Linked DNA regions of Homo sapiens: region 1 is linked to region 2. Evidence: chromatin loops called from intact Hi-C (ENCODE). Cell type or tissue: CD4-positive, alpha-beta T cell. All regions are shown on one strand. Each heading gives the region's core, and the rest is flanking DNA. Links, peaks and the distances in the headings are about the cores only. Region 1 overlaps TFDP1 (transcription factor Dp-1). Region 2 holds the start of TFDP1 (transcription factor Dp-1).

What was found. Hi-C counts contacts between places; a loop is a spot of excess contacts. Peaks named below come from ENCODE experiments on the same cell type or tissue, not always from the same donor. Only the 100,000 strongest peaks of a DNase experiment are listed, where the experiment ranks them.
Region 1: it touches region 2 in a loop (14-fold over the local background); 2 of 110 quality-filtered maps call a loop at or near these places.

The regions. Positions count from the first base shown.
Region 1 is chr13:113,633,748-113,636,653 of GRCh38, forward strand. It overlaps TFDP1 (transcription factor Dp-1), which reads left to right. Exons shown (of 12, transcript NM_007111.5): 7 at 143-286; 8 at 787-855; 9 at 2,230-2,381; 10 at 2,787-2,906. Among named protein-coding and RNA genes, the nearest start is that of ATP4B, 23 kb to the right of the region's middle. In CD4-positive, alpha-beta T cell, for the core only: no CTCF peak of the experiment used is centred there; no DNase peak of the experiment used is centred there; H3K27ac peaks cover 1,011 bases.
Region 2 is chr13:113,583,494-113,586,399 of GRCh38, forward strand. It overlaps TFDP1 (transcription factor Dp-1), which reads left to right and starts at 1,260. Exons shown (of 12, transcript NM_007111.5): 1 at 1,260-1,395; 2 at 2,281-2,356. The coding sequence starts at 2,345. RefSeq lists enhancers at 1-82, 83-1,054 and silencers at 1,023-1,352, 1,723-2,092. In CD4-positive, alpha-beta T cell, for the core only: no CTCF peak of the experiment used is centred there; a DNase peak (open chromatin) is centred at 1,088; H3K4me3 peaks cover 1,024 bases.

The DNA.
Region 1 (2,906 bases), core at 116-2,615, 50 kb after region 2:
GGTGGGAGCGCTCCCTGAGGGCATGTTGGGGTGGCGGCTCCGTGAGCGGGGTGCCCCTTTGAGCCAGTGCCCATGGTCTACAGTTTAAGGATCCACCGGCCTTTTTGGATCATTTGGAAACTCCACTCCCTGTCATCCCCAGGCTTATGACCAGAAAAACATAAGACGGCGCGTCTACGATGCCTTAAACGTGCTAATGGCCATGAACATCATCTCCAAGGAGAAGAAGGAGATCAAGTGGATTGGTCTGCCCACCAACTCGGCTCAGGAATGTCAGAACTTAGAGGTGCCCCTTCAGCCTTCCTTCAACCTTGATTTCCCTTCAAGTCCGTGTAGATGTTTTAGTCGTCGGTCACTCAGAAGGGTCTGGGCTCCGTGCCCTTATGCTCTCTGTGTCCGGCTGGCAGACGGTCATGCAGACGTCTCCCTGCGTTTCTCAGTCTTGGCTGTCAGGGGAGGGAGCATGGTTGGCCCAGACCCACTAGAGTCTGTTAAACTCTAGTGTAGGTTAATTCTGAATCCTAGTTTGTGGGATTTTTGTTTTCTTTTTAGATACCATAGTTAAATCCAAGAAATGAGAGGAAAGGGGAGAAGGTATAGTTTAGAAATGGAAAAAAAACTCACCTATATCTTGTAGCACCTGCTATGTCTAGATTTGTCCATATCCCTTCGATTACATTCTGGGTAAACATAGGTAACACTGTGAGGATGTGAGGATGTGGGTTTTAAAAAACGCTCTGTGGAACAGTTGTGATGATTCTTCACATGGGTGGTTTGTTTTTGAAGGTGGAAAGACAGAGGAGACTTGAAAGAATAAAACAGAAACAGTCTCAACTTCAAGAACTTATTCTACAGGTAAGAGAATACGTATCTGTGGAGGCAGGGTAATTTTTATTTTACTAATTTAGCTTTATAACGGCAACATACTGCCTTGGGTTACACTCCTGCATGGCAAATCAAATGACTGCTCTAAGATTCTGAGTGTGAGTTCATCTCATAGGTGTTGAACGTGGGCCTTATTCCCAGAGCGAGGTTGTGCACGTGCGTGTGCATGCATGTGTGTGTGCGTGCATGCATGCATGTGTGTGTGTGTGCATGTGCCTGTGTGCGTGCGTGCGTGTGCCTGTGTGCGTGTGCATGTGTGTGCGTGCATGTGCCTGTGTGCGTGTGTGTGTGTGCATGTGTGCATACATGTGTATGTGTGTATCTCTCGTCACAGCATCTAAATAGGCAAAAGACAGATGGAGGGATGACTTCATGCAAAAGCAACATTTGAAAAATCTCCTCAGAGGTGCTTAACCCAAGGCCCAGGTGCCAGGCAAGGCCTGTAAAACTGTGGTGGACACAGTGCACCTGGGTCTTGACAGTGCTGATCAGGGCCCTGGAGCTGGCCTTCCCCACCTCCCATTGAGTGCTGAGGGTGGGCGGCACCACTGGGGGCCCCGTGTCTGGTGTGGAGGGGGTTGTGTGCAAGGTGCTCACTGCAGAGCTGGCTGCTGCCCTGACCAAGGTGTGCTCGAGCCCTCCCAGAGGGGACGGTGTGGCAGCCGTGGTGATGGAGGCTCGTGGGCAGGAGCTCCTCAGGACCCACAGAGTGTCAGGAGGGACAGTCCTGGTTGCCAGTGCCTTAGGACCTGCCAGGTGGGGATAGACCCAGGGTGGCCGGGAGAGGAAGGGAATCTCCTGGCTCTACATTAATAGCAAAGAAGGTCTCTCCAAGTGGAACACTTGGTTTGGGGCCCTGAGGCCCTGGCCCTGGATTCAGCCTTGCAGGGCCTATTCCCCCAGAGGAGCACCCCTGCAGCACATGGGCCCTTCTGCGTTCCACTTTCCAGGGTGGGCAAAGTCCACGGCACGGCACCCCCTCCAAGGCCATCACCCTGTAGGTGCCATGGTGGTAGGTGGTCTTAGAGGGGTGAAGGACAGCAAGGAATCGACTTCCAAAATTGGTGTTTTGTTGAGCGCCGTTGCCGTGGAGGACACTTTTATCAGGGCACGGATGGCTGTGCGCCCGCTTTCCCTTAGTTCTCCCCTCAGGATCCCGTTTCCTGAGCGCTTTTCTCCCTGGGCTGCAGAGGTCAGCACCCAGCGGCCGGCGCTGGCATTTCAGATGTCCAGGCCAACTCCTCGCTGTCACGTGGACGCAGGGAGGGCTGTGAGGACCCCTCGAGCACAGGGGCTGCGTTCTTGTGCCGCCACGGGCCACCTGGCTCCTCTTATTTTTTTTAGCAAATTGCCTTCAAGAACCTGGTGCAGAGAAACCGGCATGCGGAGCAGCAGGCCAGCCGGCCACCGCCACCCAACTCAGTCATCCACCTGCCCTTCATCATCGTCAACACCAGCAAGAAGACGGTCATCGACTGCAGCATCTCCAATGACAAGTAGGTTGTGGGCGGGGAGCTGTTCCCTGGTCACCCATCTCTTTTTTAGGGAGCCGACCCTGTTGGTATTGTCACTAGGACAAGTTTTAAATGTTGTACAAATAGCAAATGTTGCACAAATTGCTGTCCATTGGGGGGTGGTGGGAGGCTGCCGCCATGTGGCAGATGGAAGGTCTCTGTTCCGGGAGCGTGTGCCTTAGGGCATGTCCTCCTGGGGAGAATAGGCCTCGATTTGCCTCTCATCTCATTTACTTCAGAGTTTATAAATTCTGTGAGGAGACACTGATGACTGGGAACCGGGAAGCTGTGTGTGGCGGTCAGCGGGTCAGCCGTCCTGGCTCCACCCCAGTGTGTACCGTCTCCGCTGGGAGACCCTGTCTTTCTGACTGTGCCTTTCCCCTTCAGATTTGAGTATCTGTTTAATTTTGACAACACATTTGAAATCCACGATGACATAGAAGTGCTGAAGCGGATGGGCATGGCTTGCGGGCTGGAGTCGGGGAGCTGCTCTGCCGAAGACCTTAA
Region 2 (2,906 bases), core at 139-2,638:
CTTTGAGCACACACACTCAAGCACACACCCGGCCCCGCTCTTCCAAGTGCACACACACTCCTGCACACACTAGTCCCTGCTCCCCCCCCCACACTCGCGCACACAGCCGGCACTCTCTGCTCCCTGCACACAAACACACATCCTGACATACCCGGCCCCCTACCTGCTGCCCCATGTGCACACACACTAGTGCACACACCAGTCCCCGCTCCCTCACATGCACACACACTAGTGCACACACCAGTCCCCGCTCCCTCACATGCACACACACTAGTGCACACACCAGTCCCCGCTCCCTCACATGCACACACACGAGTGCACACACCAGTCCCCGCTCCCTCACATGCACACACTAGTGCACACACCAGTCCCCGCTCCCTCACATGCACACACTAGTGCACACACCAGTCCCCGCTCCCTCACATGCACACACTAGTGCACACACCAGTCCCCGCTCCCTCACATGCACACACACGAGTGCACACACCAGTCCCCGCTCCCTCACATGCACACACACGAGTGCACACACCAGTCCCCGCTCCCTCACATGCACACACACGAGTGCACACACCAGTCCCCGCTCCCTCACATGCACACACACGAGTGCACACACCAGTCCCCGCTCCCTCACATGCACACACACGAGTGCACACACCAGTCCCCGCTCCCTCACATGCACACACACTAGTGCACACACCAGTCCCCGCTCCCTCACGTGCACATGCACTAGTGCACACACTAGTCCCTGCTCCCCCACGTGCACACACACTCTTGCACACAGCCGGCCCCGCTCCCCCACGTGCACACACCAGCTCCCGCTCCCCCACATGCACACACACTCGTGCACATAGCCGGCCCCGCTCCCCCATGTGCACACACACTCTTGCACACAGCCGGCCACCTCTCTCTCCGGACACACACAGTCAGAGGCGCGCACAAACACAGTCCCTTGGCCGCCGAGCGCACGCCGCGCGCGCGCACTGCCCGTCCCGGCGCAGGCCCCAGCTACATCTCCGCACGCGCACGCGCACACACGGACACGCGCGCACAGCCCCTCCCCGCTCTCCCAGGGCGCGCAGCACTGGCGGGAGGAGCGGGAGACCGAGGAGCAGCAGAAGAGGAGGAGGAGGGCGCCGAAGGCGCGAAAAGGCGCGCAGGCGCGCTGCGCGGAGCGGGCCCGCCGCCGCCCACGTCACCGCGCCGCGCGCACGTCACGCCGGCCCGACGCTCGGCCAGGGTGAGCCCCGCGTCCCGGCGCCACTCGGCCCAGGGCAGGGACCCCGCCACGGCCGGGACCGCCCGGCCCGGCCCCAGCCCGCGCCTCTCCGCGCCGCCCCGCGCTCCGCACCGCGCCCTCTCCGCGTCCCCGCCCGCGCGGCCGGACCGGGCAGCCAGGTGCGGGTGGGCAGGGGATGCCGCGGGAGCCGCGGGCGGGAGCCGGGGGTGCGGGCGGGACCCCCGGCCACCCCATCCCTTGCCCCGGCCGCGTGTAGGCGCCGCGCGGCCCCGACCCGCGCCCTCCCGCGCCCTGCGCGCTCCTGTGCCTCGGGGACCCCGCGCGCTCGGCGCTGGTAGGGGCTCCCCAGGTGACCGCGGGGCGGGGGTCCCGGGCCCGGCCCTCCCGGCCGACAGCAGCGTCCGCGCCCCACGCTGGAGGTGGGGCCGGGGCCGGGGCCGGGGCTGGGGCCAGGGTCGGCCGGAGCGCGCAGGGCGGGGGAGGGGAGGCCGCCCCACGGCGGCCCGCGGGGACCCGGTTCCGGCGCGCGCGGGAGGCGCCTCGTGCGGAGGCGGCCCGAGGCCTAGTGACAGGCGCGCGGCGCGGACCCCGGAAGCCCACCTGTCAGAGTTACCGGTCAGCCGGGCGGGCGCCGCCGGGGTCTGGGGTGGACGCCGCGAGCCTGCACGTTGCGCCGGGACCCCGGGGCTGTGCCCAGGTGGGTGGTGGGGCACCCCCCTGCAGCGGCGGGAGGGAGGCGCTGCGCCCTGGCTCCTGGGGCTCGGCCCCACCCTCGGCCGCTGGGCGGGCCGTCGGGGACCTGGGGGTAGTGGTGGTGACCCTGCGGGCCCGCGGGCCACTTTTCCGCAGGGGGCATTTCCGTCTGGCGAGGCGACTGAAAATCCTGAGTGTGGGAGTCGGTTTGGCCAGCTCCGCTCTCAGGATGGAGGGTGCCTTTGGGAAGGAAGGTCCGCGTTTCCTTTGAGATGTGTTATTTTTTAAACTTCGTTTTTCATTCTTACTTATTTCTTGTTTTTCCTTACTTTTTTTTTTTTTTTTACCAGAAAAATCATTTTTCTTCTCTGGGAAGGTGAACATTTGTAGCATTGATTTCCCGGATCTGGTAACATGGCAAAAGATGTAAGTATGTTTGCTTCATGCTGCACACGAATGTTTGCCTCGCACTAAATTCTTTGTAGTTCTCTGCCTTTATTTCAGAATGACAACACATAAGCTACAGTAGTGTTTATTTTCAGACTTTTAAAGCGTCTGAAGCGGGATGAAGGTGAAAGATGGAAGGATCTGATCTCTGAAGCTGCGGTCACCACCCACAAGTTGTGGCCTTGGATACCACACTGCAGTTGGGTGGTGATGGGGTGGTGCCTTCTGACTTTTTCCTTATCTTTACCGACTGTGTTAATTGATAATTTTAAATAAACGCCTTAATTAAATTGAGGTGGAGGGTGTTGCAGCACCGCAGCGAATCCTGCATTTCTTGGGGGGCTTCCACATGAGACGCTGGACGGGGGCCAGGCTCAGGGCTCAGGCTGTAGCCACCTGCTGGCACCTGTCTTCCTACAGAGGAAGTTAATTCCACTTGGGTGGACCAAGAGCTAAGGACTTGTTTTGGCCACTTTTTTTCTCAGAAGGATGAGATTTCCTGATTTATGAAATCTGGTAAAAAATGCTA